Regions from separate parts of the Homo sapiens genome. Here all the other regions are linked to region 2. The links are chromatin contacts, found by Hi-C or POLR2A ChIA-PET in ENCODE. All regions are on one chromosome and are shown on one strand. The core of a region is the stretch at or near the end of the contact, and the rest is flanking DNA. Distances in the headings are between cores, read along the strand shown. Region 1 has its middle 17 kb from the start of TMEM154. Region 2 holds the start of FHIP1A-DT (FHIP1A divergent transcript). Region 3 has its middle 18 kb from the start of MIR4453. Region 4 has its middle 89 kb from the start of TRIM2. Region 5 holds the start of TMEM154 (transmembrane protein 154). Region 6 holds the start of TIGD4 (tigger transposable element derived 4).

Region 1 (4,515 bases), core at 1,447-3,946, 1.3 Mb after region 2:
CCCAGCTACTACTTGGCAGGCTGAGGCAGGAGAATCGCTTGAACCCAGGAGGCGGAGGTTGCAGTGAGCCGAGATTGTGCCACTGCACTCCAGCCTGAGCAACAGAGCGAGACTCTGTGTCAAAAAAAAAAAAATTGTAAAATGAAAAAAAATCAGTAGGCAAAAGGGCCAAATAAAAATCAGCATCTAGACCGATTCCAGGGTTAACATCTTTTTGCTGGGCAAACACGGTTCTCTGAGCCACTTTACCCCTTCCCACTCCCCTGGCCCCATGTCCTGACTGACCACCTAGTTGGTTGCCCTACCAAAGTTAAAATGAGCGGTTCTCATTCTGGCTACACTTTAGAATCACCTGGAGAATATTTAAATAATGTGGATAAACCAGCCCCTTCCTCAAACCAAGCAAGTCAGAACCTTGAGGGTGAGGACCTGGCCTCTGTATTTTTAGGAAATCTCTTAAGTGCTCCTATTGTACAGCCATGGTTTTGAACCATTGGCTTAGAGCTTCTAGGTTGAGAGGTGAGGGTTGAAGAGGCCTCTTGGCTCTTGATAGCTTCCTTGACCTCACACTTGCTGCCCATGTTCCTCAACAGCCTGGCTATAAGCTTTGGAGAAAACATAAAACAAGTATGCACGCAGCTCACATCTTTTCTCCAGCAGGTCTACGTATACCTGCCCTGCATACCAACATCTGACCCTCAAATTACTCCATCTGGATCCCAGATTGTGGGCTCTCAGTATGGAAAAGCATAGGCCAATGTTGAAATTCTTGACTGATGTCTCTTGTGCTTTCTAAACACTGATGGGGCTGGGCATGGTGGCTTATGATTATAATCCCAACACTTTGGGAGACTGAGTAGGGGGATCGCTTGAGCACAGGAGGTTGAGACTGCAGTGAGCCATGATCTCGCCACTGCACTCCAGCCTGGGTAACAGTGAGACTCTGTCTCTTAAAAATAAATAAATAAATAAATAAATAAACACTGATGGGAACATAATGTCCTCATTTCCAGCCTGGGCCAGTCCACCTCATAGGGAGCAACCCTAATTTTACATATGTATAAAATATTATACAGATGGTCCCCAACTTATAATGGTTCAACATATGATTTTTTTGACTTTACACTTGGTTTATTATTAGATGGATTTTCGGCTTATGATATTTTCAACTTATGATGGGCTTATTGGGACATATACCCATCATAAGTCAAGGAGCATCTCTACATACTATGTAATTATAATATTATACGTAAATTCTTTTACGCATAATTATATGTTATATGTAATTATTAGATATGTGTGTGTATATACACATATATACACATATGAAAAATGAAAATAATATATATTTTAGTGGCCTAGGAGGGGGCCTGAGCATTTTAGAAGGTTCTCAGGTGATTTTCCTGGGCAGCCAGCATTGAGAACCACTGATTTAGAGTGAAACATTCATAAACTCAGATCTCTGGATAAGAAAATATAACATATTTAAAATAGAAGAGAGAAATACAGGTAACAAAAGTTCCCAAATAATGTCAGTGGGAAGAAAGCCTGGACTTTGCTTACTCTCTCTTCACGCTCTCAAGAGGTGTGTCCACAAAGCACTCTCAATAGCTCCCGTAGCAACATTGATTCTTCCACTGGACCTTCATCTTTTCATGGTGGCCCAAAGGCTTTGCTCTCCCTCTCTCCCTGGTAGGGAGCTTGGTTCCATTGCTTCTTCATATTTGCCTTCTGACTCCCGCTAAGCCTCACCTGAACCAGCAGACACAAATATTGTTCCTGAGGTGTCTTCCTACCTCAAGGCTCAATTGAGCTGAACTTCCCTAGAAATGACAAAGCAAGATACAAGAGAGATGGGCCCTAACAGACCAGTGAGCAGCCATGGCGGTTTAACAGACAAAAAGAGGATGGAGGGGGCTGGGAGAGAGGGCGACCACCTGTCCTGGTTTGCCTAGTTCCAAGGGCTAAAACTGAGACAGTCCTGAACAGTCCTATGACCAAGCACAGCTTTGTGTCTTGCAGGAGACGACACTTTCATGTGGGTCTATGAGACCTCATTGAACACAAGCATTTTATATTTTATTTGTTTTGTGAGCATGCTAAGAGTTAATTTTCCAATTTTCTTTTTTCTTTTTTTTAATTAAACAATAGATGTGTCAACCATCGAAAAACTTAAATATTCAGAGAAGCAAGAAAAAAACAAATGAAATCACTTGTAATCTCACTTTCCAAGGAAAATTACTTTTAAGATACTGGTGTTTCTCCTTCCAATCTTTTTATGAGCATTTATTCTAAATATCTGTGCAAATATAAATATATTAAATTTACTTTCTATTTAGGAAATCAAAGAAGTTGGGAGAATAGAAAAGATCATTAGACACAAACAAAAGATGGTACACAAAGGGAAATGAAAATAAAACATGAATGACAAGAGAAGTTAGGGTAAAACTGATCCACACCAGTGCTTCTCCAGGAGCCATAGCCTTGATCTGAGGCATCAGGGCAGTGCTTTGTCCGTGGAGTGTGCTAGAACCATGAGGTCATCCTCTCTGATGGTGGTCACCCTCTCTGATGGTTCTATTACTTTTAATTGCAAAAACAGCAATTGCTTTTGCACCAGCCTAATAAGTATATGCTGGGCTCCAGAACTGAAGAGGACTGAACGTCATAGGAGGCTGTGGCTAAAGAAACTGGAAATGGTTCAGAGAAGAGAAACCAAGATGACTAATAAAGGGGAGCACAATGAAGCCTTTGAGCAGAGGTGAAAGAAAGCACAACTGTGCGGCCGGAAAGAAAGGAGGGCTGAGACAACGTAATACCATTCATGTAGATGAGGGGTGTGCACCTCTAAGGGGTGACTTGCTGTTCTCTATTTTCACTGAGGACTGAAAAAGGAGAACAAATAATAAACATTACTCTGTATGTCTAAGGGTTTTTTACTTTGCCAGAATTTTTTTTTTTCCCAGTGACTGATATCATCCTTACATTTTGAGATACTGACTGTCCTTGCACAGGGATTTAGGTTTGCATAGGAGAAACTACCACGGTGGCTGTTAAAGCATCCAGTGAGATTTTCCAAGGAGGGCACAGACTCTTCTTTCAATGATCAAAATAGAACCATTCTTCATCACATAGGGATGCTTTCTACATTGCCCTGCCTAAGAACCAAGAATAGTAAGTATACATTCCATTTCTAGAATACATTAATTGAATGTCTTTCTCCTTTCTAAACTCATTGGGCCTGTGAAACAATCATTTGAGGTCACGAGGAAGATATTATCTTCCCATTGTCCAGGTGAGAAAATGAAGGTTTAGAGGAAGGAAGTGACCTGCCCAAGGCCCCACAGTGAATGGTAAGCTAGAGTATATTCCAGATCTAGGGATTCTGGGTTTCCAGGACTCTTGCCACACTAGTCAATCTCTGAGATCAGAATCACCTGCAGGGCTTGTTGAAACACGGATTGCTGGATCCAGCCCCAGAGTTTCTGATTCTGTAGGTCTTGGGTGGGGCCTGAGAATTTGCATTTCCAACAAGCTCCAGGTAATGCTGCTGCTGTCTGGGAACCACACTCTGAGAATGACTGTGTTATACCACACCTGCCAGCCAACTAGAGCTGTGAAAGGAAAACACTTCAGTAAGACCTCAAACCCAGAGAATTTTCATTCAGACCTCAGACTCAGAGAAGTTTTATTTAACTTGAAAAATCATCTGCATGAAACTCACTAATTTCTGACCACCTTCCAAGCAACTGGCCCCTGTGTTATCAGAACACATTAGCACACAAGTCCACTCACAGTGCAGAGTCCAAGCCTCGCTTCCACACACTTTCCCAGAGCAATACAACCCAAAGAGGTAGAAGTGGAGCAGGGGAACTAAGAAATATTGAGCACTTATTCTATGACAGGCAGTGTTCAGAGTCTTGTATAACTCCTTATTTTATGTTTACAGTCACTCTGATAGAGAAACAATTATTCCCATTTTACAGAGGAAGAAATTGAGGCTCAAAAGGGTTACACAACTTTCCTAGGAAAACAACTAGAATATTCAGCTTCCAAACTATATATTTTTTTGACATCACAGATTCAACTATTTTAGATCCATTCCCTAACTTGTATTCTATCCACCCTAATTTTTAGCCCCTTAGCACATTTCTCTCCCCCATTCTTCAGGGTTAGTGAGCCTCCCGTCTTCAGCCTATGGGCATTGCACTTAATTTCTTTCTAATTCATAAAGCTCTTTTCTGAACTTTGGTGCCAGAATCATTTAGGACTTATTGGTTGTCTATTTAGCTTGATGCAAAGACCTAACCTAGAGGGAATTAGTTGGGTAAATTGTGGCACATCCTTATGCTGTTGTACATGGACATAAAAAATGGTTGTGATATATTTGAATTTTATTTTATTTTATTTTTACTTGTCTTTGTCAGGCAATATATTTGAATTTTAAAAAGCAAGTTACAATCATGCACAGTGTACTACTTTTTGTTAAAAAAAAAAAAAAACCACATGCATGCA
Region 2 (4,324 bases), core at 578-3,077:
CTGGAATGCAGTGGGCTCAAGTGATCCTCCCACCTCAGCCTCCTGGATAGCTAGGACTACAGGTGCACGCCACCATGCCTGGCTAATTTTTAAACTTTTTGTAGATAGGGGGTCTTACTATGTTGCCCAGGTTGGGTCTCCAACTTCTGGCCTCAAGTGATCCTCCTCCTTTGGCCTCCCAAACTGCGGGATTACAGGCATGAGACAGCACTCCTAGCCTCTCCATAGCATTTCTAATCATACAGCAGTCCATATATTGTCCTTATACATTTACCATCTGTCTTTCCCACGTGGAAGAGGTAAGCTCCACGAGGGCTGGAATTGTTGTTTGTGCTCTCTGCTGTGTCCTCAACCCCTAGAAGCGTGCCTAGCATGCAAAAGGCACTCAGTATATATTTGTTGAGTAAATGAATGCTTCCCCCACCTTCCAACTGTTAGAGCAGGCCAAGGGGACCTGTTGTGCAGAACTTCACAGCTTTCTACTCTGAGCTCTATCTTCCTTGTTCTTCCCCAGCTTTTACTTAGGAGCCACTTCTTGACTGAGCTTGTCACAGGTGAAAGGCTGATGAATCTGGAGAGATACTTGTGGCAAGTACCCGGTGTTCCTGCAGTCATCCACAAGCGCAGCAGTGGTGGTAGACAGCTAGAGAAGAAAGTGTAAAGTTTGCATCCTCCAATTATCACGGTTGCAAGACAGAACTTGAAACTAGATACACCTGATTTTGGTTATCTCTGGATGCCATTCACCGAGAATGAAGGGAAGAAGATACTTCCTCCAAAGGAGAATCTGATGAGGCGCCAGCAGGCTGCTGCTGCGGTGGAAACTGCCACATCCGCTTTTGCAAACTGGTGTGGCCCCAGCTGCTTGGACTGAGGCTCAACGCAGGTTTCAGCCACTTCAACCACAGGGCTACGAACATGCCAAGAGAGCCACTAACCAAGTTTCTCATTCCTCCTCTGAGATTTAAAGTCCATCACTTCGCGACTCAAACACGCAAGAGGCGTGGGAGACGGAGGAATGGGGAAGCGAGGCGGCGCTGCCCACCTTGGCAATGGCACAGCCGCGGTCTCTGATGCAAAGGCAGGCGGCCGCGCAGGGCCGGGCCTGGGTGGGAAGGCTGGGCTCTGGGAAGGATGTCGGGGCACCCGGCAGTGCCCAAAGCCACCATCTCAAGCGTGATAGTGGGAAAATGGATGCTGCACCTGCTCTCTCATCTTGCGGGGAATCGTGATTTGGGGAAGTTTCACCTTTGTTGCAGAACTGCCCACATTAGAGCCTTCATTTCTTGGGAAGGGGTTGGCGGGAGTTGCCAGTGAAATGTGTGACACACACACGCGCCACATACTCCCCAAACCCACAGACGACTCCAGTAACGCTCTAGTTACCCTTAAAAAGTAAAACAGAACAAATCAGCAGGCCCCCTCCCTCCATCCTGGCACTTCATTAATGTCGGCCAAGGCCACATTTCCCCTGCCCACTGCAGGGAGTCTGTCAGGAGAACAACAGGCGAACGTTTGCCTCACTTGACTCAGCTCTCTTGGGGCGGTATCAGCATTTTAAAATTCACACCTAAAGGAAGGAGTCAGCAAAGGAAAGCAGAGCTGGGCCGGGGCGCCGGTGGCCGCCGTCAAACCTTTGGGAAGCAAGAAATCCGAAACGCCCGTGACGTGCGGCGTTGTCCGACTCCTTCCACTAGGCAGAACCCGAGAGACGAGCCTTTGGCGGGACGGTGAACGATTGTGCTGTGTACGGCGGTGTGCGTGCGTGAGTAAAGAGTGTGTAGCTCCGGCCAAACGCTAGCCCCCAAGGGCGCGAGTGCTACACTGCGCCCAGCTCAAGTTTCTGTGGAAACTTTCCCTCAGAGGCTCCTCCTCCTTCACCTTGGAAACCGGCGCGGGCCGTGCGGCGCGGCACTGCCTAAGTCCCCGGCGCACCTGGCGGCGGCGTGTCCCAGCGGCAGAGGCGGGGCCGGCGGCGGCGGGGGCGGGGCCGGGGCGCGCTCCCCGAGGCCTCCAGGCAGGTTGGGCCCCACCCCCGCCCCTGCCCCGCCCCGGCCCCCGCCCCCGCCCCCGCCCCCCCCGCGCTCACTAGGGAGAGGCTGGGGGGAGGCAGTGACCCACGCGCCTCAGCCCGCGGCTGACGCACCTTCGAAAAGTTGCGCTCCGACCTTCTCACGACCTACATTCTTCCCGGGCACTCCTGAGTTTGAGCCGGGCCTGGAGGACCTGGGCCAAGACTTTCGAGCGGCGGCCGCCCGAGGTGCGAGGAGCCAGCCCGGCTTTCCTCACTGGGTCCCGCGCAGGCGTCCCCGGGACCGCAGAGCAAACTTTCTGGACTATCTGAGGACACTTGTCCAGCGAGCCCCACTGCTCGGGGAGGAGGAGCCACGGCCGGGGACAGGTAGGTGCTGTGCTGGCCGGAGATTTGCGCTTGAGGGATTCTTTTATTTTAGAGGGTTGAAGGAGGAGGGAGAGTCGAAATGTCCCTTCTCTGCATCCGCCAACTGGGCAGGGGGTGCGGGCATTGGGCTGAGGGAGCAGGCATTGGGCTGGGGGCCGGCTGGGGATGTTCCAAACGAGGTCGCTGCGTCGGGCGGGGGCGCAGGGGGGAGGAGGTGACTTCTAGGGTTTCGGGCTCCGGGACGGGGCGTAACGCGGTGACTGACCCTGGGAGAGAGAGAGCCAGCTTGTTTTGACGAAGGAATATGTCATTAGGGCCCTCCATCCCATTCCTTGGTCCCAGGGTCCTCTGGGAGGCACAGGAAAAGGCAAAGAGATGTGGAGTTCAGGTTTCCCCTGTAAATCAACTTGCTTACACAGGAGACAGAGGCGGTGCCCCTCTGAGGTTTGCAGCCCTTTCCTGGTGTAAGGACTTACTGGTTAGGTAGCTGTTGCTCAATTTCGTAAATTCTGTGATGAAACTGCGTTCAAGTCGTGGTTATTATTGATAGTGTGTATGTGTTTGTGTTTCCTCTGGCTCAACAAAGGTCCCTTGTTAACTCCGCTTCTGCTAGGGAGTGGGAAGAACTACCTTGGTGTCTTATTTCAGGCCTGGTCAGAGCGAGGTGTTGGTGCAGGCGGCGGTAGCCTTGTTGGCTTGGGACTTTGGGAATCACATGAGCAGGTCTAGTGAATTAGTGTCCCAGCCTCCTGGACCCACCCATTCACAGCAGATCTAGCTTCCACTATTCAGCAGATGCTGCAGCCCCAGCTATCCAGGGACAGGGAAACCCCCCTGAAGGGAAAGAGCCAAATGTTGAGAAGGAGAGACAGCTTTCAGGAGGAGGAGTAAACAATGCCTAACAATTGTTGCTTCCCTATAGATTGGGCTTGCTCCCTTGGCTTCTCTGGAAGGGCTGTGCTATCAAATTCATCTCATTAGGAAGTCAGCTGCTCCCTGCTAATAGTCATAGCAGCCCTGATGAAATTATATAGGTCATTGAAAAATAATTCCTGCTTAATTACCTTTATCCTGTTGATTAATGAGAGGGAAGATTTCCTCTCCTTAATGTATTATGCCTGCTTGTCAGGGTCACCTGCCTGACCTCAAGTTCACTTGTACACCTGGCACTAGGCAGGATGCTGTCCCCGAAGCTGTCCACATGTAGTGAACCACAGCTGAAGTCCACGTTTGGAGAACTTCAAAGGTCTTCTTTGGACCGAAATTGAGCAGGATATTTAGTCCATAAATTTACTCTTTAATACAGTATACTTGTTGGCTTTAGGTAACTTTTCGCATAATTAAAGGTTGATATCTTTTTAGTTCCAGTTAATCCCTTTCCGCAGAGCTCATAAGAATTATGTCCATGCCTGTCTTGAAATAAATTAAGTTTGGGGTCCTATTTATCATTTGTCCTGTAGGACAAGGAACAGGATTAAACTGTGTAGGGTGGCTGGAAAGGGGCAGAGAAACTGGACATCACTGAAGTGGATTCAGAGAGTGATTGAGAGTGGTCTAAAAATTTAGGTCCAACTGCCCAGCTACCTTTTTTCTTGGCTCTCATATAAAGACATTGTGTAGGACTTTTAATGGAGGACTTGAAGACTAGAAATAAAAGGAGTGTTTTATTTTTACATAGTCAGAGTGATGCATTGCTGGACAGTTCTGTACTCTGCCTCCCAAGATTGGTTCAAAATACTTTCTCTGCTAAGTTCTTTCTTTAATAGGAACTTGATAGATAATGACTGCAAACAAGAAGCAGATGTACAAATATATTATGTAGAGATATGGAGGTAAAATGAGAAAAAACAAGAATTGCCTCTGAGGAGTGAAATTATATATATATTTTTTTTTTTTTAAAGTTAGGGTCTCTCTCTCTCTCTG
Region 3 (4,062 bases), core at 1,112-3,611, 1.1 Mb after region 2:
GATCAACTAGGCCGGGCATGGTGGCTCATGCCTGTAATCCCAGCACTTTGGGAGGCCAAGGTGGGTGGATCACGAGGTCAAGAGATCGAGACCATCTAGGCCAACGTGGTGAAACCCCGTCTCTACTAAAAATACAAAAATTAGCTGGGCATGGTGGCGCTCACCTGTAGTCTCAGCTACTCGGGAGGCTGAGGCAGGAGAATCGCTTGAACCCGGAGGGCAGAGGTTGCAGTGTGCCAAGATCACGCCACTGTACTCCAGCCTGGTGACAGAGCAAGACTGCGTCTCAAAAATAAAAAAAAAGAAAATAGATCAACCACTTTCTTCTTGGTTCCCCTTTTGCTGCCTTTCGTGAGGCACTTGTTCTTGCTGCTCAGAGAGCCAAAAGGCATTTTGCATATTTTCAAAATCTGAATGACTCATGTGTTCTGCTGGGATTCACTTGTTTCCTACTCAATATTAGGTTCCTAACTTATTCAGGCTGATACACGTAACCATAATTATATTGCCAGGGCCTCTGATGGTCTAGTACCACCAACCTGGCCGCTAGAATTCTGTTATTCCCATTTACTCTGGGGCATTTCTTACCATCAATCTTGATCTAGAGGACAAGCAGTTCTGAGCTTCTCAGAATATACTAGCATATTGCTTATCACTTTAATAAGGGAGTGTCCTCTAGGACCTCCCAGGGAACATTGTTGGCTGGTGGGTTCTCTGGTGTTACATAGTAAATGCATTCTTGGCCAGGTGCCGTGGTTCACACCAGTAATCCCAGCTGAGGGATTGGGATTTGGGAGGCTGAGGTGGGTAGATTGCTTGAGCCCAGAAGTTCAAGACCAGTCTGAGCAACATGGCAAAACCCCATTTCTACAAAAAATACAAAACTTAGCTGGGCACGGTAGTGCATGCCTGTAGTCCCAACTGCTCAGAGGGCTGAGGTGGGAGGATCGCTTGAGCCCAGCAAGTCAAGACTGCAGTGAGCTGAGATTGTGCCACTGCACTCCAGCCTGGGTGACAGAGTGAAACCGTGTCTCAAAAAAAAAAAATGCATTCTTACTTCTAATCTCTTTGAACTTGCTGACCTCTTCTTCATCTCTCTTCTAAGAAGTTCCAGCATCTCCATCTGATCATTATTTTCAAGTTTCAAGGAGCTGTTTCTGCAATGTATTAGGTACAGTTCTGGGCATTCTACCAGGATAGTGAGTCCCGTGTCACTGAATAATACACCTGTATTAACAAACTGTCCACTATTCAGTCTTATATTCTGCCCTCCCTGATTTGGCACCTTTAAGATTCATTTCCAGGAGAGTTCTCCCACTTCCTGCTAGTACCTATTTGCCAGGTTTTGCAGTGCTTTTGGTGAATAACCCCTTTCTTCACATAACAGTATTTCCTCGCTTGGCTCATAATAAGATTTCTCATTATTGGTCTAGAAGAAATGAAGAGAGGTAGGGATGGATCTTAGAGACAAGCATCATCCTGCAAGGCATTTGCCCTTGCTACGTGAGGCCTTGGCATAGTCTCCGAGCACCAGAAGTCTGATTTCTCCTAGCAAGGAGAAAGGCTCCAGAGTATTCTCACTCTCAGTTTTAAGAGGAATCTGGGGTTTTAAGGTCCTTGAGCCCATCTACCCAAATATCTCCATCGGAACTCTCAGGGCCCCTCTCCTTTTTCAGGTCCCTTGCTTTAGCATTAGAAATTTGGGGGCTGGGCACAGTGGCTCATACCTGTAATCCAAACACTTTAGGAGGCTGAGGTGGGTGGACTGCTTGAGCCAGGAGTTGGAGACTAGCTTGGGAAACATGGTGAAACCTCGTCTCTATGAAAAAAAAAAAAAATCAGCTGAGCATGGTGGTGCATGCCTATAGTCCCAGCTACTTGGAGGCCTGAGGTGAGAGTAGATAGATCACTTGAGCCCAGGAGGTTGAGGCTGCAGTGAGGCATGTTCGCACCACTGCTCTCCAGCCTAGGTGGCAAAGTGAGACCCTGAAAAAAAAGAAAGAAAGAAAGAAAGAAAGAAAGAAAGAAAGAAAGAAAGAAAGAAAGAGAAAGAAAGAGAGCGAGAGAGAGAGAGAGAAAGAAAGAAAGAAAGAGAAAGAAAGAAAAAGAAAGAAAGAAGGAAAGAAAGAAGAAAAGAAAGAGAAAGAAAGAAAGCTGGTGGGCTGTGAACTCAGTCTCCTTTTTAGCTCTGTTGTATTTAAGATCAAACTTGGGGTCTTATTCTTCAGCTCATTCTACCCTCTGTCTACAGATGAGACTCCCTTTAAATGATGCCATGAAAGATTTCTGGCTTTTAACCCATGCTCTAAGTCAATGATTACCTCACCTGAGCCTGCTATTTCCTTCCTTTGTGGCTTCTCTAGCAGTTAACAACAAGCAACCAGCTCCACAGTTCTCATAATTATCATTGTCCCTGTATCTTTCAGTTCAAGAGCTACTCTATCAGCCAGTGCATTTCCCCGCCACCTACACACTACCGCAGTTAATCACAGGCAAGACTCTTAGTAATAGTGATGCTATAGCACTCCAGAGATCATCACTGCCCCACTTACTAACAGTGATGGGGTTTTTGTTGACCTGCTCTTTGTTGGCCAGCAAGTGACCCAATGCTAGAATCTCATTCTGAGGGTCTTCTGCCTTGGGCCATTCCTAAGACTTCCTGACTTAGGCTAGGTTCCTCCAAAACTAAGGATTTGAGTACAAGTGGTATGTTTGAAGTGTAAAATGTACCAGGAAGAACTAGTAGAGTAGTGAAGACTTGAGCCAGCAAAGGAAAGAGGCCAGCAGAATATTTAATCGCCAAGTTACCCACTGAGAACAATTGGGGCTCAGTCCCACCAAAAACCTCTGGGAGATGTGGAATACACATCAAAATTTTCCCACCCAGCGGGGGGCAGGAAAGCTGGGGTGTTTGTCTTTCAACTCCCATTTGCCCTTGGGTAAGAGCTGTTCCCCCAGCATGGACCTGCCACAGAGACAGAAAGAAGCCCTTGGGCCACAGGCAGAGAGTCACAGATGCTTCCAGTAACACTGGCTTATACTAGATCATCCCAAAGGACCTGGGGGATGTGGGCAGGGCACTGATGGCTGTCAGCTATACATGTTCCAATGACTTCCTGTCTAAAATAGCTTCATCACCTTTCCTCATCATTGCCCGTCCTCTTCAGCTGCTTTCTTTTACTTCTACCTGTCATTCTATTATATTTCTATTTCTTTTCTTTGTCTTTCTTTCTCTCTTTTTTTTTTTTTTTTTTTCTGAGACAGGGTCTGGCGCTGTTGCCCAGGCTGGAGCGCAGTGCAGTGGTGTGATCTTGGCTCACTGCAACATCTGCTTCCTGAGCTCAAGCAATCCTCCCACCTCAGCCTCCTGAGTAGCTGGAACCACAGGTGCGCACCACCATGCCTGGCTAATTTTTTGTATTTGTGGTAGAGACAAGGTTTCACCATGTTGCCCAGGCTGGTCTCAAACTCCTGACCTCAAGTAATCCACTTGCCTTGGCCTCCCAAAGAGCTGGGATTATAGGCGTGAGCCACCGCGCCTAGCCAATATTTATATTTATTTTCTTATCTGTCTCTCCACTTCCACTAGAATATAGGCCAGGGACTTCATCTGATTTATTTGCCACTATAATACATCCTTATACCCAGAACAGTGCCTAAGACATAGTATGGACACAAAAAAAATTTAGAACGAATGAGTGAATGAAAAAAAGTGATATTTGCAATATAGTTTGAAAACAGCCTCTGTGACTAGGAAGTTAGGAAGGAGAAGGAAATTATTAGAATTTGAGAAGAGAGGTTAATTGAGTGGAGCCATAAGAAGCAAATATGAATTTGTCAAGGGAATCAAACATGAAAAAGTTGTTCCATTCAAAAACTTTTCGGTTTCAATTGCCTAAGAAGAAAACAGCTAATGCATCGAGAAGAAATAACAGAATGTTTAAAATCAATCCTTTTTTAAAACAAACAAACAAACAAACAAACAATGGAATAATCAATTTAGGCAAGGATTACCAATGGACACTAAAACTGTTAGGAAAAAGTAAATGCCAAACAAGATAT
Region 4 (4,384 bases), core at 1,625-4,124, 1.7 Mb after region 2:
CTGCCAAGACTCTTTTTCCAAATAAAATTATAGTCACAGGGTCGCAAGTTCCAGGACACTGACATATCTTTTTGGAGCCCACCATTCAACTGAACTCAGTGCCTTATCCTGTTTCCCACCTGAGCCACTCTAGTCTCATGGTCACACCGTAGACCTTGTCATAACAAGCATCTCAGCCACCTTTAAATTATCGATCTCAGACATCCTCCCAGCTCTCTTGTGCTCTAGGACTCTAGCCCAAGGGCTCTCATTCACTGACGTCCCTGCCTGTGCGTTTTCTGTCATTCCTTCCCTCATTGTTGCCCTCCTTACTCAGCTCAGACTGCAAGTTGCCTCATTACAACCTCTCCCTGGCAGAATTCCTCAACCCCTTGCTTCTCTCTTCTCTAAGTCATACTTATCCTGCAAAACCTCAACCTTGGCTGATTCTAGTATTGACTTGGATGCACAGCTGACCACAACAGGAAAAGTCACACTGTCGGGCTGACTGGTTTCACTTTAAGTTCATGGCCACAAACCTCTAATGGGCACTGCTTAGCTACTCTGTCCATTTCCATTGTGAGTTGACTTTCCCCGGCAGCATCTCTCTCTTCACATCTCCCATGGTGAATGCATGACCTGCCCCACATGGAGCTGAGTAAATACACATATCAGAGGGGAGCGCAATTCTCTTCTCATCTCCAAATGCACAGGTAGACTCACAGCTACATCTGTCTTGTCACACCCCAAGCACCCTGCTCCCCGACCTGAACTCACTCCAGCACAGGCGCTCTTGAGAGAGGCAGCCTTGCCCAGGCCACTTGGTGCTCTGTGGCTCACACCCAAACGATGCCTGGCATGGGAAGCTCTTGGTGTTGGTTGAATGAAGGAGGACTTCCTTCCTCCAGTTATCTCCTCCTGCACCCTCGATCTTCTCTCCACTGAATCATTTCCACTCACACACAAAGACGTGCTGGAATCTCTCATTAGAAGAAGTCTTTCTGTGGCTCGACAGACTCTCAGTGTTCCCTCCCTTTCCCCATCCTGTTTCATAGCAAAACTTCTCCCACAAGCGGTCTGCACACTAACATCTTGGCTTCACCCATCCTTCCTTCTGCTTCTTCACCTACTCTTCAGTCTCCTCCAGTCTGGCTTCTGGCTTCTCCACTCCCCCGAAACTCCTTTTGTCAAGGGTGTCAGTGACCTCTGTGTCAAGGGCATCGATAAGCTCCATGCTGTCAAACCCAACTTTGTCTATTATAAAAACACCTAGAAGAAAGAAATTGACAGAGGAGAAGGCTGTAAGGTGAAACACAACTGCCCACCCCCTCTTCTTAGACCCCTCTCCTCTCTCATTGCCCATGATACAGCAAATAGATTTTTCTCTTATCCCACCAGACACTTCTAATCAACCTTCCTCACTAGGTCGCCCTCTCCCTGACCTCTAGATACAACCTCTTATTCTTCTCTGTCGATGTATTTTTCATTCTTAGCTTTAAACACCATCCATTTGCTGATGAATTCCAAATTTATTTTTTCATTTGAATCTAGACTCTTAAGCCCTCCGTATCCTTCCTTGGTGACTTCTTTAGGTATTTCAGGGGCATCTGAAATTTAACATTTCCTAAATGTCACCCTTGATCTCCCCAACCCCCTCCCCACCACCCAACTGGTTCCCTCCATCGGTCCTCAGAAAATGGTGCCACCATCTCACTTGCAGTCATGCCCAACAGCTAGCATAGTCCTTGTGGGAGTGTCTCTGGAGATAAAGTCATAGACCGGGAAATGCTGTGCCAAAAGGCGTGTGCCACTTCTTAAAAGTATAGAGAGCTCTGATGCCCATTCACCACAATAACAAACGAGGCTTTGAAGCTCCTGACGTTATCGTCTCTGAAACTGTGAGGATTTTTTTTTAACTGGGTAGTTTGCTTTGCCTGGAACTCTTCCCTCCTCTGAGGCGTTGGTGAGTCAGCTGGGGCTCGTAGATATAAGCAATGGACACCAAGCTCTGGGTGTTACAAGTAGAAAAAATGGACTGAAAGAGTACTGGGTAGCTCACAGGGCCACTGGGAAGACTGAAAAACTGCGGGACTAAAGGGAGCCCTGAGGTCAGCCCCAACCAAAACCATACCCTAGAACCTGTGCACACCAGACTCTGGACGTCATCACTGCCTGCTGCCATCGTTGTCACTGCCTGAAAAACAGCCTCCTCCTCTCATCCCTGACTCTGCTTCACTAGGGTCGGTGCCTGTGCCCTGGCTTCCCAGGAGGGGGAAAGGCAATGGGCCATTTTGACTGCACCCTTAAGACTTATCAGGTGTCACTCTGGGTGGCTGCAGAGGTGACGGCCGCCCATGGTGCTCATCCTGAGGGTCCGCAGCTCTCATTGCTGTTCAGCAAGACAACACTGGACCTGTTGGCTGTTACAGACTCTGGGGCTTTGGGAAGGGAACGTGAATGGAGCAGGGGAGGGAGGCAGGGTGGCACAATGTTTAATTATGCCATTCCAAAGTTCTGGCCACCAGTCTGTCCTGTCTGTCTGTCCTGCTAGCAAGTTCTGCATGTGGCATGTCAGCGGCCATCTTCATGTTCCTGCTGGGCCTCTTCTTTGATGTCATAACTATGAATATGTTGCCCACATTTTGTCCCCTTTTTATAGAAAGGCTCCAAGCACTTTGCAAACATTAGTAAGTGATTAGTCATCAGTACACAGTTGTTAATAAATCAGGGACTTTCTCAGCTGGATTCCTCCTGTTTTTCTCCCTCTGCCCATCAAGATGGGAGGTGGGGTGGTAGGGGGGAGAAAGACTGGACTCCTTTTTCTTAAGCACTGCCTTACCATTTCTCTACCAACCCTGGCACTTGCAGTGGAAACTTGCCGCTTCCGTTTTTAGCCACAGAGGTAATCTACTTTCATTTTGGCGACTAGGCTGGTATTTTTTTCCACGAAGCTGGGTGATGAGCCTTGCCCTGGTTTCTGAGGTTTCATGTTCACCAGCAGTAAGCCAGGCCTCCTTTTTCCCCTGGTTTCTTTTCTTTTCTTTTTTTTTTTAAAGAAGAGGAAACCAAGGCAAGTATTTAGTGAAGGTGGCCAAGACGCTGGAGCTGCTGTTCTCAGAGCGCAGTCTGCAGGCCAGCACATTAGCAACATCTGAAGTGCACATTAAAATAACTCCATCGCCACCTCCCAAATCAGCCCACCTCCCCCACTTCCCTCCACCCCACCTCCATCCACCCCACCTCCATCCACCAAATCAGTGTCTTTGGCATTAAAACCAAAGAAATTGCAGTTTTATTAAGTTCGCAGATGACACTCTAATTTAAAAACCACTAGTTCAGAGTAGACGTAGGCATCAGAGCAGTGACATGATTTGAAGCCACAGGCCTCAGTCTATGCACCTGCAAGGTAAGTGATGAGCAAATGAATGCAATAGGCAGCACGTGGACACTTTTGGGGGTGCCTATCCATTATACAAGTTTGTTTTTGTTTTTTTGAGAAAGGGTTTCATTGTGTCACCCAGGATGGAATGCAGTGGCAGGATCTCAGCTCACTGCAACCTCCACCTCCCAGACTCAAGCAATCCTCCCACCTTAGCCTCCTGAGTAGCTGGGACCACAAGTGCATGCCACCACACCCGGCTAATTTTTGTATTTTTTATATAGACAAGGTCTCGCTATGTTGCCCAGGCTGGACTTGAACTCCTGGACTCATGTTATCTGCCTCTCTTGGCCTCCCAAAGTGCTAGGGTTACAGGCATGAGCCACCCCGCCCAGCCTCCATTTCACAAGTATTTGAATGACTGCCTACTATGTGCAAAATATATGCCAGAAAATAATCAGGAAATTTTCCATCTATAAATTGCATTAGATAGATAGATAGACAGATAGATAGATAGATAGATAGATAGATAGATAGATAGATAGATAGATGATAGATAGATAGATGATAGATAGATAGACAGACAGATGATAGATAAACATAAACATTAGCCCTACTGTTTTCTGTCTTCTAAGATAAGGGAGCTGAATAGATGGAGCTGAAGGGTCTTCTAGTTCCAATTTCCTACAATTTATGAAGTGGTTGGAATTAGCCCTGACCACTTCCTAGACACTCTTAAAAAAAAAAAAAAAAAGACTTCAAACACACACAAAAAAGCACTAAAAAACAAAAACAGAAACAAAACACAGATGCCCATGTTTCGACCTCCAACATTGAACACATTTTAACATTTTTCAATCAATCTAAATCTTTATAGATACAGTTGAAGTCCTCACTTTCAACCCATTTATCTCCTTCCCTTCCTTTCTATCCAGAAGTGATGATCCTGAAACTGGTATGTGCCTTTTACCAATGGTTTTATAAATTCAAAATATATACTGTTGTTCAGTGTTTTTATAAACACAT
Region 5 (4,409 bases), core at 1,798-4,297, 1.3 Mb after region 2:
TTTGGTATTTAGGAAATTGCTTTTGGTTTTCTGATAGTATTAAGCTGACACTGACAGGGCATAAAGAACAGAGACGGGGACACCCCTGCCCCACTTTACTCCATGAGCAGAACATCTCCTTGAGTTTGAACTTTCTTAGGATCCTACACTGGCCAAGGCACCTAGGCCCAAGCTTTCCTTTAACTATGCTCACCCATTCCATTATAGTCCCAGAAAAGCTGCTTTCTTATTTCTCTCCTGGTGACTTCCAAGTGAATTATTTCTCTTGGGGTAGAACTCAATTCTATGTCAGGCTATCTATCTCTAAAAAGAGAAGAGGTCGCTGACTCAGAGGTAACAGTGCTGGTCTCATGCAACTGCAGATATTATCTCATGTTGCCTGCTCGTTGTTAATAAAGGCTTAATTTGAGATACATCTCAGAGTATACTCACAAACAGTGTCAGGCCCTTCAGTAGGTTGGATTCATCTAACAAACATCCCCAGGTATTTTTTGAAGAATTCAAGGAAATATACCTGTGACACCTAGAAAGTAACTCATATCCTGAAGCCTTAGGCACTATTAGCTAAAAGTAGTGTACATTAATTAATTTTAAAAATCTTTAATTTAAAATCACCTTTTCCATGATGAATCATCTCAAAGTCATAGCTTTTATTCAACAGCTTTTTGCAAGTGGGCATTTTTCAGACATTGGGAATCCCAGCAGGGCCCAATTAGCATGTTGGATTATTTAGGTAATCCCTGCACTCTACTGAAATGCAACTTTTCATCTTTGACTTCTCTTTACATTCCAACACTACCTGTTTTCAGGAGCTATCAGTTTTTTTTGTAATCAGCCTCATATCCATTCTAGGGATGATTTTCATATTTATCAACAATTATTTTCTCATTTATGCTGAGCCCTTACAGGATTTTGGAAAGTCAAAGGTGAACTACAGAGGATTTTCCCTGGAGCTGTTCACAGCCAGTTGGGAGGCATGGACACAATTATGGTTCAAAGTGATTAGCAGAAGTTTAGGTCTATCGGGGCACAGCAGCAGGTACGAGTAGAGCTCCAGGGAAGGGGCAGAGAAAGGAGACATCAAGGAGGAGATCACATTTAGTTTGATACTTTTAAGGTGATACAAGAATTTGCTAGGTAGGAAAAAGAATGTATTCATTATAGGCAAGAGCCACGGAGGGGGACGACAACTGGAAGGAGGTGCCACTGGGAAGGAGGTTGCAGTGAGAGTCTAAGGGGCAAAAATGAGGAACAAGTGAAGGGGCATAAATGAGGGGTCCTTAAGGGGGAAGATGTGCACGATCAGATTCAGGTGTCAGAAAGGCAACTTTAACCAAGTCTCTTCAGATTCTCTTTTTGCATCTCCTGAATTGCAGACACTAGGACTCAATCATTTTTTAGAAGCTAAAAAAAAAGTTCAGGCAAGATGAATTAGTATTAAGGGAGTGTTTGAGGCACCTGTGGCAGTGTTGTGCAATAGAAGAGGTGGAAGGAGGATGGCTAGGCTTTTCTTCCCTGATGTCCTACTACGAAAGGTTCCAGAGCTCTTGGCAGAGACAGTGATTGGTTCCGGGGCGGCGGTGGGGGGAGGGGGGCAGTGGTGGTGGGGGGTGGAGGAGCTCAAAGAACTCTGGAGTAGAAGCCAGAAGAGCTGACTAGCAGCAAGACCCAGACATCTCCCTTCTTCCACCTCTGTTTCTTCACCTGTGTGCCCAATATGGTTTGAGCTGCATCATCTTCAAGTTCCCTTCCAGCTCCAAAACACTGGGCATAAAACAACACATCAACTTCCAAACCCACTCTGAACACTAAACTCAATTTAACCAGACATCTTTTCAGCTGGAATGATTTGCCTTCCACTTTGTTTTCTACCTCAGATGCCTGGGGGACCACATGGAGAACACCCAGGGGAAGAGAAATTGATGGAGTGGGGTGGCTGGGTGCTGGCTGCTGACCTCCAGGAAGTTGTCACATCTGTTAGGTTGGGGCTGATGTCCCTCATTCTATCTAAAGAACTGTAGCTTGAGAACTTTCCTTTTGCTTGGTAAATACTGCCCTACACTAGAAGCAGTCGGTGTTCATTGACAGAAACAATGGGCAGCCAGTGTATTTGCCCAAAGGCAAGTCAACAAGAGAGGCAGCTGAAGGTGCTTGTGCTTGTTGTAGCAACTGGCAAGGGTGTAAATCAGTTGTTGCTTTTAGCCCATAATAATGAGATTCAATATTGTTTTTTCCAATACCTTTGATTGGTTCCAATCATATTACTTTTTCAAACAAATCTTCATTAGTAACAATCAATGCAAAAAAAAAATCTGTAAAAGTAACAAGGTGCAATAAAAGTAGATGAAAGACCTTACTTGATGTGTTAGAGGGCTACCCTCTAACACATAGCTCTTTGGTAGCTCTTCGGATAATTTCCCGTTTCCTTTTTTTTTTTTTAAGTTTATGTCGTTTCTTTAGTATGCTTTCTAGTAGTAAATTTTCACACCCCAGTTTTTCCAGGAGATTTTGGAATCAGCAGACTTCTCAGCCCACACCATAAAAAGCAAATTAATCATGTCTCTGTTTCAGCCAATTGAAGCTTTTGTTTTTTTTTACATAAACTGCCAAAAAGTTTATGGTTTTCTTAATATGCCCATTAAAGCTGGTAAATTACAGGGACGCACACTTCCTGGAAGACAAAGACTGAAAGAGGGTTAAATGAAGTGAGAGCTGTAGCCAGTTTAGACAGCTGCAGCGAAAGCGAAGTCCCCTCTCCATCCCACCCCCCAAAAAAAGGAGTTCTAATTTTCTCCACTTCTTTCACAGAAAGGATTAGATTTTCTGGGTGTCACCCTCCCCGGCAGAGTTCTGTAGCCTCGGGCACCCTACCAGCTTTTGCGATCCTCCTTCCCAGGAGTAGGAAGTGGAGGCGGCTTACCCCGGCCGACGGGAACGAGCGCGATCACCAGGGCGAAGACTAGGGCTGCGCGGGGAGCCTGCATGTCCGCTCGCCTCGGCAGAGGCGCGCTCAGGATGCTGCGCCGGGCTGCAGCCTCTCTGAAACGTGAACATTTCCTGTTTCCTGCTTGTTTGGGTCGGTGCTGACTTGAAGGAGAGGTGTGTGCCTGTTTTTTAGGAAGTGATGTAATTCTGCAGGAGCCTGTCAGACCAGCAAGGATTGCAAAAGAGAAGTTGCTGTTGAAGCACTGGTTCTATTATCACGCCTCTCCAGCCCTTTGGAGTCCCGGCCTCCAGCTTTTGAAACCGTCCCCGGGGCAACAGAGTCCCTTGCTCAGATGTCGTTCGGTATCTGGGACTGGGAGGGGTCCTGGACCACACGCATTCTCACTCTGTGATTTTGCTTATCCCCCAGGTGAGGCTCCGGGGCTGCCTAGACCCTAGGAAGAAGCTGTCCTGTAGAACTTTCTGCCCTGATGGAAATGTTCCAAGTCTGCGCCGTCTGATACAGTATCAGCCACATTGGCCACTGAGCATTTGAACTGAGGCTAGTGCTGATGGAATTTAAATTTTATTGAATTTTTATAAAATTTTAATAACTCCAAGTGGCTAGTGGCTGCTGTGTTGGATAGCGCAGGCCCAGACAGCAGGGACAACTGCATCATCAGAAAACTGCCAGACCACTTCTCTCCGCCAGGTCCATTCTCCTTTCTCCACTCTGGAATGCCCTCCTCCCACCAAGGCCCACGCCAGATGGAGGTGGATGCCACACCCACACCTTAAGGTTATGTTCTGCTTCCCCAGAGAGAAATGATCTTTTCAAGGTCCATTTCCAAAGGAGAATATGCTCTGAGGGTGGAGGTAGGGGTGAATCTGCATCTCACCTTCCTTCCTTCTTACTTGACAATCAAGTTCTCAGACAACAAACAAAACAGGACAGAAACGAAATAGAATAATGGTAGAAATCCTATCCAATCGAAACAATACAGAAAGGTTGTGTCTAGTATACAGTGGAGATTAGTGTGTGTTGGGTGTTCTATTGGAGGTCCTTCCCTTGGTTTAGGTTTAGGGCCTAAGCATTCAGAATGCAGTTTCATAATCGTGGTGCCAAGAGAGACAGACAGATGGAGAGAGGGGTAGTGTTGAGGCATCAGACACATCTCATCTCTAAACCTTTCCCTGCAGATCACCATCTGAGTCATGACTTCCCGTCGTTTGTCTTCAGTGATCTGGTTGGTGCAAACGTATGAGGTGACTGGAATTCCTTAGCCCCTGACATAGCTGTTAATTTTTCTTTAATGCATTGCTGCTTTTCAATGTCATTAGTCACTGTTTATCTCAGTTATTATTCACAAGAAATAGGTTGGTGATTCATGTAAGGATCAGTTTGTTAATGGATTTACAGTATGCACTTTAATGTTTTAAACTGGCAATTAAGTCAATTCTTGATAAAATATGCTTTTTGCACC
Region 6 (3,980 bases), core at 3-2,502, 1.4 Mb after region 2:
CAACAAGATGGCTTTGTACAGAAAAATCCACAGTAAGCTATAACAATTGAAGTTACAGTTTGAGTGGGTTGGCATATATATTTGCTCCTTTCTTTTGTTTAAGACAGAACCACTTAAGATAAGAGATTTATGTTTTGGAATTTCAGTACTATTTTTTTAAGAGGTGGTATCCTAGAGAGCTCAATCAATATTGTTATACATTGGAAACATTTATGGTGCCATAGGTGTTTACTATTCACAGATCTGGGGAAGATACCTGCCAGGGATATTTCACTACACTGAAACTCCCTGGAAATCTGTAGAGGTAGAGCTCTGCCTTTGGGCATTAGTCATTAAAAATATCTTGTCAGCTACTGTGACAAGTAAAGGCAGCTGAGAAGTACGGTCTAAAGAAGGGTAAATCTCGCCGTGTGCACAGTTACCCTTCGCATTTCTACAAGTGAAATGGGAGTAAAAATGAGCATTCAAAGCTGTCAAAGGAAAAGCAGTCCAGCAGTTCGAAGGGATATTCTGTGATGGACCAACTGTATGGTACAGTGTGTAAATGAACTTCAGGTCTATCTAGCGCCACGGGGGAGCCACGCTTTCGCACCACTGAGCTCTGGGGATGGGGAGAGTAGTGCAGGTTGGGGCCCCGTTTAGGAAACTACGAAGGGCTCTGAGAGAGCGAATTGTTCAGCAGTTTCCGTGACAGAACAATGATCTATTTAAGAAGTAATGGGGCAAGCAAAGAAAGCAGAGCTCGGTCATCCGGAAAAAGAAAGAGGAGCCGGAAAGAAAAGTATCAAGGAATCTACTGTGAGAGAGCGAGCAAAAAGCAAAAAGCGATCACAAATCCAGAGCAAGTAAGAGCTCAGGGATGCCGGGCCCGGGGGTCTAGCCTTTCTGAAGGGAGAGGGCTCCCCAGGCACGGGGGCAGCGCGAGGCAGCGCCCGCATTCCGTCTGCTGCCTTATCTTCGCATTCTCCCTACCACCCCCACCTTCCCCCCGGGACTGGAATAACCTTCTTCGTGCTCTCCGGTGGCTGAGAAAGCAGCTTTCGCTCTTCTGTGGTAGCGTGGAGGTGAGGTACATCTACCTCCACCCTCCCGGCACCAGCTCACGGTCTGTTGGGGGGGTCCTCCTAACGTGTGAGGCTAGGGTGTGTGAATGAAAAAGAGGGAGGCGGAGGCCTCCTGGAGACCTTCGACCTCTCAAGACCAGGCAGGGGCGCCCTTCCGCAAGCTCCCAGCTCTAGCCGGTGCCTCTGGCCCCGCGCGCATTAGGTCGCTGCCAGAAAATTACCCGGGCAACGACACCGCCGGAGTCCCGGATGTGGTTGCTAGGGCAGCAGAGGGAGGGGCGTAGCCCGCCTCCCGGAGAAGGGCGGAGGGATCCTCGTGGGAGGTGCGCTGACACCACCGAGACGTGGCCGGGCAAGGCCGGATTGAGGGAGAGAGAGGCCGTCCAGGGCCAGGGACAACGCTACTTCCGGTCTCCTCACTTCCGGCTTCGCTGCTCTTGGTTCTGGTTCTGGAGGCTGGGTTGAGAGGTCGCCGGTCCGACTGTCCTCGGCGGTTGGTCAGTGTGAATTTGTGACAGCTGCAGTTGCTCCCCGCCCCCGAGCAGCCGAGGTGCGTGGGGGAAGGGGAAGAAGGAAAAGGTCCGGGTCGCGTTTCCGCTCAGTTTTTGCCAGGGTTGAGGCGATTCCAGAGAGCGGCGGAAAGGATAAGCCTCGACTTAGAAGCTACCGAGTTACCCTAAGAAAGGTGAGGGCGGAGCTGGCTCGCCTGGGAAAAGGCGGGGGAAAGATGGTTTGAGGTGGCTGGTGGGGCGGGCACGTTGCCTACGGGTTCACCGTTCCGAACTTTCACAGGGCACGCCTCTCCTTAGTCTGTGCCGTATCTGCCCAAGTGTTATGCCTTTGGTTTCTTCTGTCCTTCATTCCTTCTGTCCCTCTGAGTGTGCCCCCGAAACAGTCGAGTGAAGGTGTAGGACCGGCCCTTGCAGGGAGGCACTCTCTTGGCTTTGCATACATTGGGTGGGAAAAGGAGTTGCAGGATCCAGAATCCGGACCTTTCTTGACAAAGTGTCGGAGTGGGCCACCTTCAGGCTTGCTGTCCAACCCTCATTTCTCCCCTCTTCTCCCTGCATCCCCAGCTTCCTCTCTCCCGCAGTGGGAGGAAGGGAGATAGTGACAGTCCCTCTGAGAGATTCATCTGGCAGTGGTGCAGAGAGGAGTCTTGCCTGTGAAATGTCCCAAGCCTGACTAAGGAATGCTGGAGTTTTGGAAAGGGAGTTGTTCGATTGTCTTCTGCTCCGTTCCTGTTTGCCAAGTTACTACTGTTTACGTGTCTAGGAAAAGGAAATAATTTTTTAAAAACAGTTTTTAGATGCTAGACGTTTTTCCCTTTTACTTTATTTTGTTATTACTTCCTTTGTTTTGTTCTTACCTTCCTCTTGAGCCCTTTGATTTCAAAAAGTTTACACTTTATACTTCCTGCAGATCCTTTGGCCACTCTTAGGATTTCTGTCCCCCGCCCCTACCCTGTTTTCTCCTAAAGTATAAAATTCATCTAACTACATTATTATTTGATAAGGAAAAGCCGGAAGAGATCCAGAACTTCGCATAAACTTTTGCTTTCATACTTTCACCTGTAAGGGTGTGTTCATGTTTGCCATTTAATTAACTTAATTGGCATAGAAATGTGCACCAGAAATGGTTACCTTAAGTCAGCCGTCTGTTAAGGCTTCAGGAATTGGCCTTTTCTTTTTTCTTTTTTTTTTTTTTTTTTTGAGACAGAGTCTCACTCTGTCGCCCAGGCTGGAGTGCATTGGCACGATCTCGGCTCACCGCAACGTCCACCTCCCAGGCTCAAGCTTTTCTCCTGTCTCAGCCTTCTGAGTAGCTGGGTTTACAGGTAGGCGCCACTACCGCCTAGCTAATTTTTGTATTTTTAGTAGAGACGGGGTTTCACCGTGTTGGCCAGGCTGGTCTCAAACTCCTGACCTCAAATGATCCTCCCTCCTCGGCCTCCCAAAGTGTTGGGATTACAGGCGTGAGCCACCGCGCCCGGCCGAATTGGCCATTTCATTGCTGTTCTCTCAGAGCGGCTACAGATTACTATATTTTACTGCTGCCTTAATTCTGCTTTTCTTTCGTTTGTCCTGTGGTGTTTTTTGTTTTGTTTTCCTTGCTTAGCATGACCCACGTCTTCTCCCAACTACCAAGTCTAACACACTTTTATCTGAGAAAAGAGAAAAGATTTCTAATGTATTTTGTGGATTAAATCCCTGCCTCAGTTACTTTAGTTTCTTTCCAAATTGATAAACTGGTTTTCCTTGGATTATGATTTGCCTTAATCCTGGATGATGACTTGGGGTTCATGGCCTAAGGGTCAACAACTTTCAGGGGTCTTCCTCATTCCCACCCCTGAAATTATATGCAGTTTTGTTTGAGTGAATTTTTTTCCCCCCTGGGGAAAGTGTCCATTGTTTTTATCAAATTCTCAAAGGAGATATACAGCCTCTTGATAGATTAAAACCACCACTTAGGCAGTGTCTTGTTGAAGTTAGTGAAAACAGGTTTTGTGTGTGTATGTGTGTGTGTGTTTTCCACTTAGGCAGTATCTTGTTGAAGTTAGTGAAAACAGGTGTGTATGTGTGTGTGCTTTCCCAAACTGTGCAAAGGAGATATATAGCTTCTTGATAGATTAAAACCACCACTTAGGCAGTGTCTTGTTGAAGTTAGTGAAAACAGGTAGGGGTGTGTGTGTGTGTGTGTGTGTGTGTGTGTGTGTGTTTTCCCAAACTGTAAATTGTTTGCTTTGGGACCAAGGAAAGGAGAATGCAGGGATTCTTCTAGTTTGATATTGAAATCTCTCCTTTAAAACATTAGTGTTTCTAAATTCCTTCCTAGACTTACAGAAGGAAATGAGGCTGCCCACTTTATTTCCTGATTTGTGGTTTTGAGGTTTCTTCTTAGGGATAGCTGTTTGTG

Evidence for each region. Hi-C counts contacts between places; a loop is a spot of excess contacts on that map. ChIA-PET counts read pairs that join two places held with the same protein, here RNA polymerase II (POLR2A). Pooled maps may share reads with other maps.
Region 1: a loop to region 2 is called in a map with no recorded cell type, with 7 times the contacts of the local background. The contact joins the enhancer-like site here to the promoter of FHIP1A-DT in region 2. A Hi-C loop is called at or near these places in 1 of 168 maps with a recorded cell type or tissue (CD4-positive, alpha-beta T cell), 1 of 37 single-sample maps with no recorded cell type and 6 of 50 pooled maps.
Region 3: a map with no recorded cell type shows a loop between it and region 2 (11-fold over the local background). The contact joins the enhancer-like site here to the promoter of FHIP1A-DT in region 2. A Hi-C loop is called at or near these places in 1 of 37 single-sample maps with no recorded cell type and 2 of 50 pooled maps. POLR2A ChIA-PET finds 5 or more read pairs at or near these places in 1 of 52 experiments (B cell).
Region 4: a loop to region 2 is called in a map of CD4-positive, alpha-beta memory T cell, with 5 times the contacts of the local background. The contact joins the enhancer-like site here to the promoter of FHIP1A-DT in region 2. A Hi-C loop is called at or near these places in 1 of 168 maps with a recorded cell type or tissue (CD4-positive, alpha-beta memory T cell), 1 of 37 single-sample maps with no recorded cell type and 4 of 50 pooled maps.
Region 5: a loop to region 2 is called in a map of CD4-positive, alpha-beta T cell, with 2.2 times the contacts of the local background. The contact joins the promoter of TMEM154 here to the promoter of FHIP1A-DT in region 2. A Hi-C loop is called at or near these places in 1 of 168 maps with a recorded cell type or tissue (CD4-positive, alpha-beta T cell), 1 of 37 single-sample maps with no recorded cell type and 6 of 50 pooled maps.
Region 6: a map of CD8-positive, alpha-beta T cell shows a loop between it and region 2 (9-fold over the local background). The contact joins the promoter of TIGD4 here to the promoter of FHIP1A-DT in region 2. A Hi-C loop is called at or near these places in 4 of 168 maps with a recorded cell type or tissue (CD4-positive, alpha-beta T cell, CD4-positive, alpha-beta memory T cell, CD8-positive, alpha-beta T cell and 1 more), 2 of 37 single-sample maps with no recorded cell type and 7 of 50 pooled maps.

Annotation. Positions count from the first base shown.
Region 1 is chr4:152,694,360-152,698,874 of GRCh38, forward strand. No RefSeq gene overlaps it. Among named protein-coding and RNA genes, the nearest start is that of TMEM154, 17 kb to the left of the region's middle. RefSeq lists enhancers at 2,575-2,804, 2,835-2,884. Within about 2 kb of position 2,697, at least 6 of the 41 ENCODE cell types and tissues checked have a DNase peak (open chromatin) inside an H3K27ac peak, as active enhancers do.
Region 2 is chr4:151,407,065-151,411,388 of GRCh38, forward strand. FHIP1A-DT (FHIP1A divergent transcript) reads right to left here and starts at 1,828. Exons shown (of 3, transcript NR_183963.1): 1 at 119-1,828. It overlaps FHIP1A (FHF complex subunit HOOK interacting protein 1A), which reads left to right and starts at 2,112. Exons shown (of 14, transcript NM_001109977.3): 1 at 2,112-2,401. RefSeq lists enhancers at 542-851, 683-1,382, 1,383-2,082 and silencers at 1,309-1,781, 1,902-2,071.
Region 3 is chr4:152,551,995-152,556,056 of GRCh38, forward strand. It overlaps the pseudogene RPS3AP18. Among named protein-coding and RNA genes, the nearest start is that of MIR4453, 18 kb to the left of the region's middle. RefSeq lists enhancers at 207-416, 2,651-2,800. Within about 2 kb of position 2,362, at least 5 of the 41 ENCODE cell types and tissues checked have a DNase peak (open chromatin) inside an H3K27ac peak, as active enhancers do; they include B cell, where a contact is called at or near this core.
Region 4 is chr4:153,113,122-153,117,505 of GRCh38, forward strand. No RefSeq gene overlaps it. Among named protein-coding and RNA genes, the nearest start is that of TRIM2, 89 kb to the right of the region's middle. Within about 2 kb of position 2,875, at least 16 of the 41 ENCODE cell types and tissues checked have a DNase peak (open chromatin) inside an H3K27ac peak, as active enhancers do.
Region 5 is chr4:152,676,950-152,681,358 of GRCh38, forward strand. TMEM154 (transmembrane protein 154) reads right to left here and starts at 3,048. Exons shown (of 7, transcript NM_152680.3): 1 at 2,921-3,048. The coding sequence starts at 2,984. LOC105377495 (a long non-coding RNA gene) reads left to right here and starts at 3,136. Exons shown (of 4, transcript XR_939359.3): 1 at 3,136-3,355; 2 at 3,638-3,724; 3 at 4,126-4,191. RefSeq lists enhancers at 2,682-3,511, 2,822-3,131.
Region 6 is chr4:152,778,478-152,782,457 of GRCh38, forward strand. TIGD4 (tigger transposable element derived 4) reads right to left here and starts at 1,253. Exons shown (of 2, transcript NM_145720.4): 1 at 1,005-1,253. ARFIP1 (ARF interacting protein 1) reads left to right here and starts at 1,477. Exons shown (of 9, transcript NM_001025595.3): 1 at 1,477-1,749. RefSeq lists enhancers at 695-904, 1,355-1,514, 1,705-1,754.